Regions from separate parts of the Homo sapiens genome. Here region 1 is linked to region 2. The links are chromatin loops, found by intact Hi-C in ENCODE. Cell type or tissue: psoas muscle. All regions are shown on one strand. Links, peaks and the distances in the headings refer to the core of each region. The heading gives the core; the rest is flanking DNA.

What was found. A loop is a pair of places that touch in the nucleus more often than their neighbours do. Peaks named below come from ENCODE experiments on the same cell type or tissue, not always from the same donor. Only the 100,000 strongest peaks of a DNase experiment are listed, where the experiment ranks them.
Region 1: a loop joins it to region 2, with 7 times the contacts of the local background. A loop is called at or near these places in 1 of 110 quality-filtered maps.

The regions. Positions count from the first base shown.
Region 1 is chr5:96,690,624-96,695,028 of GRCh38, forward strand. The region is part of intron 2 of CAST (calpastatin); the gene reads left to right. Among named protein-coding and RNA genes, the nearest start is that of CAST, 30 kb to the left of the region's middle. In psoas muscle, for the core only: no CTCF peak of the experiment used is centred there; no DNase peak of the experiment used is centred there; H3K27ac peaks cover 2,802 bases.
Region 2 is chr5:95,560,459-95,564,863 of GRCh38, forward strand. The region is part of intron 1 of ARSK (arylsulfatase family member K); the gene reads left to right. Among named protein-coding and RNA genes, the nearest start is that of ARSK, 7.6 kb to the left of the region's middle. In psoas muscle, for the core only: no CTCF peak of the experiment used is centred there; no DNase peak of the experiment used is centred there.

The sequences.
Region 1 (4,405 bases), core at 132-4,131, 1.1 Mb after region 2:
GCTTTGCACTTGCAGTAGCACACATTTATACTTCTTTTGGTAATAAAAGCAATTTGTACTTATTTGGTCACCACTTAAACTATGGTGTTAAAAGAACATTTGTAAATAAGAGTCAGAGTTTTATAATTGCTAGTGTTGGAGAATCTGTCTACACTTTTGAAAGACAATCTTTTTCTTGACACTGTTTTCAAATAAAGCATGTATTTTCATGTAGAAACACAAGACTTCTTGCCATTTTATAGGACAACTACTAAGTTATGGAGTAGATTCTTAACAAATATGTCAAAACTTACATATTTTAATGAGAGTTTTTATCTTGAAAAATACATTTCAAGAAGTCTAAGAAATGTGTTGTTATGCAATTTTATCATTGTGGAAATGCCAGAGTGTACTTACACAAACCTAGATGGTAGATACAGCTTTATTTATATATAGTTTTTCATATAGAAAACTAAATGTCTCAGCATCATGACCAAATATTAGTCATTTCCCCTACTTGATCTGCAATGCCAATATCATGTGCCATACATCAAGTTTCTGTATATGCTCCATTATAATCTTATGGGACCACTGTTCCATATACAGAAAATGCAGTCTGTTGTTGAGTGAAACGCCCTTATTCAGCACATGACTACATAGATTTCTTATTATATCACAATATCGCATACTCTAAAAGCTGATCTGGTCCAACCTAACAAAGCTTGAAAGCAAATCTCAAAAAAATCAAACTGTTTCCAAGTAACTTAACAGTATCCCATTATTAGAATCATGAGCTAGTTCTAAGGAAAAAATTACATTTTTCTATCCCATAAAAGGTTATTATTTTTTATAATTGTATACATAATAAAACTCATAGAAAATTTTCAGCAGCCACTAAGTCTTCTCATGTGTACCAACCAGACCCACTGGGGTTGCCCTGCAGAGGTCAGTCTGTTCCATTGCTACCTGGGCAAGGACTTTGGGCCTCTCCCTTTAGAGCCAGGATTTTCAACCTGTGGGTCACAGTCCTCAGGATATGTTGTAACTCATTTAACCCTCAAAATCACCTTCCGAGGTATGAGCAGAGTTATTCACCCTGCTCAGAAAACTGGTGTTGAGAAATGTTCAGAAACTTGCCTAAGATCTCATAGCTGGCATTTGGTGGAACAGGACTCTTGCTATATAAATCATAAGATAGAACCATTATCCTAGAGAATGTGGTGCCTTTCTTCACAGAGTCATGAAGTCTCAGGGTAAAACATGTGGCTTCACTCAGGGAGCCTTTTCTAAGATTTTAAGTGACAGTGACACAGCAACTCTTTGCCTGGCTCTTGGAACTTCATTGTTATTTTGAAAATTTTAAAGACTCGAGTTCTGATTGACTCAGTAAAAAATTTTTTCTCTGAACTACAATAGATATACAAAAAAGTATGCAACTAATTCTTTTCATGCCTTCTTGCAACAGATGGTGCAATATCATATAAAAATGAGCTTGTTTTGAGAGTTTCTACTTACTGTGAGTAGATGAATTCTTTCCTCAGGGTGGATCCAGCCCTATCACTAGTTAGTGAGTATGCAGATCTAGTGAGCTAAGAGATCTGTTCAGGGCAGGGTAGAATTTCTAAGGACTGATGCTGATGTTAAGGAGTATAAGTGTGAAGAGATACCAACAAAACTAAGCACAAGGTGACATGAAGCCAGAGGACGTTGAAAACCTTGCACCTGGAGGCAAGGGAGGACTCAGGGGGTCAGGTAGTAACCTGAGAAGACTAGGAAGCAAACCAGATCCTGGAAGAAACTGATGATCCCAAACTCATGTGACTATAGGGCTATTCTGATCCCACATCACTTCAGAATAAATATTTGATCCTGCATTTTGTTTCATCTCATACCATACATGCCTGTACCCAGCATGCTTTGGCTGCACTGGCTTCTTTCTGCTCCTCCTGCTTACCAAGCCCATTCTTACCTCAGGGCCCTTGCACGTGCTGCCCTGTCTACCTAGAATGCCTCCTTTCCCTCATCCCATATATACACGATTGGTTTCCACACAGCAGTCAGGTGTTAGTCAAATGTCACTTCCTCATCCATCCTGTCTGAAGCAACCCTGAGCCAATCACTCTCTGTTACCTCATCCCATCTCACAGTCTGTTCAGGACTCACCATTCTCTGAAGTCATCTTGTTTTTTTGTTGACTTACTTAAAGGCTGAGTCTTTCTACTGGAATGTAAGTGCCACGAGGGCAGGAGCTTTTTCTGTTTAATTGGTCATTATATCCCCATTGCCTAGAATAGGACCAGGCTCATAGTTTTCCCAATGAATGAATGAACAAATGAATATGTGAAGTCAGACACAAATGAAGAAAGGGGGCCAAAACAACATGTAATTAAACTCTGATTACCAATCTGAAAGTAAGGAGTCTGCTCTGTATATGGGTGCATTTCAAGGCTTTTGCATTGTATTTTCAGTGCCAGATGTCAACAAAGGGCTTAATAAATACTTGTTAGATAAAAATTTAATGAAAGATGATTTTACATATTCCAGTCTCACTTCAGCTGAACTACATTGGTCCTTTGTGGACTAAGTAATCCAGGCAGCTCTGAGAGCAAGCCAGTCTTTAGGGGAACAGATCATACCCACAAGAAAGTTGAGGGAGCCTCCGTTAAGTTAAAAAACATTTCGTTTATTAGTAAGTCATTTTCAGCATATAAATTAAGTTTAAACAGTCATTATTTTTAACTTAATAGTTTCATCACAGCCAAAATACAAATTTTTAAATTCTCATTGGCAGATCCTAATTGGCATATTGTAAGTAGTGGAATCCATTTATAGACTTTAAGTATGTGGGCTTTGATGTAGCGAATGGAATCTGTAATTAGCCCAGGATTGGAACATGGCCTTCCTCAATTGTAGCTAAGATCAAAAGCTAATAGCTGGAGTTTGGGACAGCTGTGTCACATTGAAAACAGACCTAACCTCCTTCAGTTTCCTCGCTGGAAAATGAGAGGTTGAGATAGGTAATGAAGTTGAAATGGATAATGCTACTGCTGTATTCTTGTCTTTATGTCTTACGTCCAGTCTTTTACACAGAATCCATTTGTACATTAAGGTTGTCAGAAGCTATTTGTTATTATTTGTGATAATTTAAAAAAGACTAGCAATCTGGATAAAATGTGGGTTATCCCCTCCTTTTACCATCTCACATATCACACCTGCATCACTAGCTTCTTAGCAGCCTCTTTTGTTTTTATCACATTTATCTAGGTTTTTTTCTTTCCTTGGTTGATGGTAGTAAGTGTATGCTTGGGAGAGACTATTTATTCTACAGATGATGCCTGGGAGCCTGAACTCCTGCAAATGCCTGTGAGGCCCCCTAGAGTGGTTGGCGAGTGGACACATAGAGATTGTGCTTTGAGGACAGCAAACTAAGTTTTGATTTTGGGGCATGCTAAGGCAAAATTTACCCTGAAGGGAAAGAAGACTTCAGTTCAAACTTCCATGGCATGCATTTTCAATAAATTAGAAAATATAAATTTGGCTAAATATTTCTTCTAAATATTAAAGAATGAAACCAAATTATTCTCAATTATACATATAAAATATTTGTTGCATAGACATAGAACACTTTAATGTGTTATATGCTAGCTAATTTATGCATTATCTTGCCTTGTGTATTCAATATTTACAGTACATTATTCACACTTTATTGACCTTGGAGCATATCACCATTTTACATTATAAAGCTTTATACTTGGCCAGGCACGGTGGCTCACGCCTGTAATCCCAGCACTTTGGGAGGCTGAGGCAGGCAGATCACGAGGTCAGGAGATCGAGACCATTCTGGCTAACACGCTGAAACCCTACTAAATATACAAAAAATTAGCTGGGCGTGGTGGCATGTGCCTGTAATCCCAGGTACTCAGGAGGCTGAGGCAGGAGAATTGCTTGAACCCAGGAGGCGGAGGTTGCAGTGAGCCGAGATCGCACCACTGCACTCCAGCCTGGGTGACAGAGCGAGACTCCATCTCAAAAAAACAAACAAACAAACAAACAAAAAAACTTTATGTGCTTGCTTCTTTGAAATATAGATATTCATAAGAAAGAGAAAGAGATACAGGATATGAAGGTCTTGTTGAGGAAGCAACTGTGTATTTTACTTTTCCTTTTTCCCCCATTTATTTTCTTTTTCTCAATTAAAATAGTTACATAAGAAAACACAAAAAAGCCCAAGAAGGATTTTTTAAAAATTACTCTTCACACCATCAGAAAATAACCTCATATGACCTTAAAGGATCATACTAAACATACTATTTTATAATTTAACTTTTCTTCGTATAAAATATGAATAATATGTTTTTATTTAATGAAGTGTTTTTCTAGGACATGATTTTTAATAACCAGATGATATTTCATCCTATGGCTCTCC
Region 2 (4,405 bases), core at 321-4,320:
AATCAATGTAGTATGTTATTGGCTTAAGGATAGGTGACATACAGATCAATGGAATAGGATCTAAAGTCCAGAAATAAACTCTCATATTTATAGTAAATTGATTTTTTAACAAGGGTGCCAAGACCATTTAATAGGGAAAGAATGATCTTTTAAACAAATGGTGCTGGAAAAAAAAAATATGAATGAAGTTGGACCCTGCCTTGCACCATACACAAACACACAAAAAAAAACTTTAAGTAAATTGATTGATTAATCAAATGTAAAACTAAAAAACTCTTACAAGAAAACATAGGTGTAAGTCTTTGTGATTGTGGATTAGGCAATTAAAAGATGGGCAAAAGATCTTTTTTTTTTTTTTTTTTTTGAAATGGAGTCTCGCTCTGTCACCCAGGCCGGAGTGCAGTGGCGCAATCTCGGCTTACTGCAACTTCTGCCTCCCAGGTTCAAGCCATTCTCCTGCCTCAGTCTCCTGAGTAGCTGGGACTACAGGTGCCCGCCACCACACCCAGATAATTTTTTAATTTTTATTTTTAGTAGAGATGGGGTTTCACCGTATTAGCCAGGATGGTCTCGATCTCCTGACCTTGGGATATACCCGCCTAGGCCTCCCAAAGTGCTGGGATTACCGGCATGAACCACCATGCCCGGCCAAAAGATCTTAATAGACATTTCTTCATAGAAGATACGCAGATGACAAATAAATACATGAAAAGATGCTCAACATCATTAATCATTCGGGAAATGTAAATCAAAACCACAGTGAGACACCAGTTATACCCACTGGGATGGTTATAATGAAAAAGACAATAACTAGAGATGGCAACAATGTGGAGGAATTGCAACCCATACCCTGCTGGTAGGATCACGCAGCCATTGGAAATCAGTTTGGCAGTTTCTCGAATGGTTAACCATAGAGTTGCTGTATAATCCAGCAGTTTTACTCCTAGGTGTATATTCAAGGGAAATGAAAATATAAGTCTACACAAAAACTTCTACATGAATGTTCATAGCATTATAATGTTCATTATACATAATGGCCAAACAGTATAAACAACCCAAATGCCCATCAATTGATAAATGGATAAATAAAATTTGGTAATATTATTCAACAATAAAAAATATGGTATATGCTACAATATAGATGAAACTTAAAAAGATTATGCTAAATGAAAGAAGCTAGTCAAAAAGGACCACATATTGTATGATTCCATTCATATGAAATGTCCAGAAAAAGCAAACATAGAGCCGGAAAGTAGGTTAGTGGTTGCCTAGGCTTCAGGAAAATAGAGAGTAATGGCTAAAGAGTGCAGAATGTCTTTTGGGGATGATGAGAACATTCTAAAATCGACTATGGTAATGGTTGCACAGCTTTCTGAATACACTAAAAACCATTGAATTGTACACTTTAAATGGATGAGTTGTTTAGTGTGTTAATTATATCTTAATAAACCCATTTTTAAAAGAACAGAAAACAGGCTAGGCACGGTGGTTCACACCTGTAATACCAGCACTTTGGGAAGCCACGGCGAGCAGATCACCTGAGGTCAGAAGTTCGAGACCAGCCTGGCCAACATGGTGAAACCCCATCTCTACTAAGAATACAAAAATTAGCCAGGCATGGTGGTGGGCACCTGCCCAGCTACTCGGGAGGCTGAGTCAGGAGAATCGCTTAAACCTAGAATACAGAGGTTGCAGTGAACCGAGATTGTGCCACTGGACTCCAGCCTTGGTGACAGGGTGAGTCTCTGTCTCAAAAAAAATAAATAAAAATTTAAAATTAAATAAATAATAGAAAAGAAGCATCTCTGCCTGGGTCTTAAAGGACAGAGGCATCTTCTGCATCCCCACTCCTACTCCTACCTCTACTCCCTGCCACTGCACCTGTATCAGTTTTAGTTTTGCTGAGGTTTCAGGAGTGGCAGGGGAGAGTAGGTACAGGAGTGTTTACTAGAGAGTCTAGTGAGAATCTCATTCAGTCTGATGGACAGATCTGGGAAGAACACTATAAGCAGTCTTGCCATGCTGACATGGCAAATTAAAGTTGCTGTTACATTCTTTTATTAGGATGATTAATTCAAACCTAAACTTCTCTGATTCTGCATGGCCCATAATGATAAGGAACCGAGTACAAGCCATGGTTCAGAAGGAGCAATCAAAATCACAAAATTGTATCTACAAAAAGACTTACCCACCCCAAGGGGGAAAAATGTGTGGACCCATGAGAATTAATTAACAAGAGCAGAATGCAGCAACTAAAGGCAGTTGGTACCATTTCTGTAACTTTTGCAGAAAGCCAATTAATGGGTCATTTTTATTTCTTAAATGCCCAATTTTAGAGTGCTTAATTTGTTTGAACCATAGGAATGGCCTTGAGAAAATTGAAATGGGCTATTAGTAAGTTATAGAAGTTATAACAAAAGCCATTTTTCAAGATTTTCTCTGCCAACTAAATTTGACAGAACTGTGTTTTCACTTATAACTGGCTATCCATTGTAAACCACATTAACATACTATGGAAAACTTACTTTCTCTCTTTTTCATCAGCCAGCTGTGTTAAGATGCCTTTCAGTTCAGAATGAAATATTCTACTGACCGTCTCCCATTGATACCATTATCAGCAGTACTAGTAGTAGCCTAGTTTTTAAATGATTTGTTAGTGTGTAAAAACTACATGAAGTCAAAAACCAAAACTTCTAGAAAATTTTTAAATATTTTCTCTAATAACATTTTGGTCTTCGTTTAGAGTATTATTGATATTTCTGATATTGAGAATATGTATATCATAATTTAAATATTTCCTAGGAACCAAATTTTGCAATTGATATGCTTAATCCAGTTTATTAAGCTTTGCAAAAATACACTGTTGAATTTTGAGCATAAATTTGTCTTCTTTTTTAAATTGAACAAATCTCTGGATTAGAGATTCATTTCATTTCATTCACTGAATATTTGCATACCGCTCACTGCCTTATATATATCTCAGACAGCAATCTTAACATAGATCACCTTTCACTGATGGAATCGTTGGGAACTTTCCCACATGACGGCAGTCGCCCCCTCCCTTTCTGGTTATCTCTGCCACTATATTTCAAAGAGTCCTGCTTTCCAGCCTGCTTTTGATACAGATAATGTCCCTGTACTAGTCATAGAGATGAGTCAAGAAATCACTAACATCGATTTTAATCTGACACATTAGTTATTGATATGCTGCAGTAGTCATTTGCAGTGGTAGTTACACCAATTTGAACCTAGCCTGCAGGACTTGGAGTCCAAATCCCAATATGTGAATTATATAGCACCTTTAAGACAGTTCTACCTTGTGACCTTCTGCTCCATCCCCCAACCAGATAAGCCTGGGTTGTCTAGATTCTAGGCAGTGGCCACAAATTGTTATCTCCCCATGTTCAAAAGATTGTAACCATAAGACATATATACATTTGGAATTTGTGAGGATAAATTTCTGAGAATTTGAATTTAAGGGCTTAAAGAAATTCTCATGAGGGAGGGCTATGCACTTTTTTTTTTTTTTTTTTTTTTGAGATGGAGTCTTGCTCTGTCACTCATGCTGGAGTGCAGTGGCGCCATCTCAGCTCACTGCAACCTCTGCTTCCCGGATTCAAGTGATTCTCTTGCCTCAGCCTCCCGAGTAGCTGGGATCACAGGCACCTGCCACCACGCCTAGCTAATTTTTGTATTTTTAGTAGAGACAAGGTTTCACCATGTTGGCCTGACTGGCTTTGAACTCCTGACCTCAGGTGATCTGCCTGCCTCAGCCTCCCAAAGAGCTGGGATTACAGGCATGAGCCACTGTGCCTGGCCACTATGCACTTTTGTCTTCGCCTTTCTAGCTCATCATTGAGGAAATCAGTAGTTATTTGCTTAGCATTCAATGATTACTCTTGCTAGAAGTGGTAATTTATTTTGACATAAGACATGCATAATTTTCCCCATCTTAAAAAAAGAACTGACTTTAATCCCACATTTTCTTCCAGCTAACACACCATTCTCTAACATCCCTCCCGTTTTTCTGTTTTGCTTTGCAAAATAACTTCTCAGAAGAGCTTTTCTTTTTTCCCCCTGCTGCCTCACTTTCCTGCCTCCCATTCCTTCCCCTTTCCAGTTTAGCTGTTCATCTTTACCACGCATCGAAAGTGCTCTTGTCAGGGTCACCAGCTGTCTCCATACTGCCAATTCCAATGTGCATTTTCTGGCCTCATTTCAGGTGCATTCTCAACACAGCAGATGTTACCTCTTTCTTGGCACACTGCCTTCTCTCAGCTGTCATGGCACTCGGTCTCCTCACATCTTCCTCCCTTGGCCATTCTTTCTCAGTTTCCCATGCTGTTTCCCCTCTTATTTGGGACTCCTTATAGCTTCCTCTAGACCCTTTTCTTTCCCCTCCTTC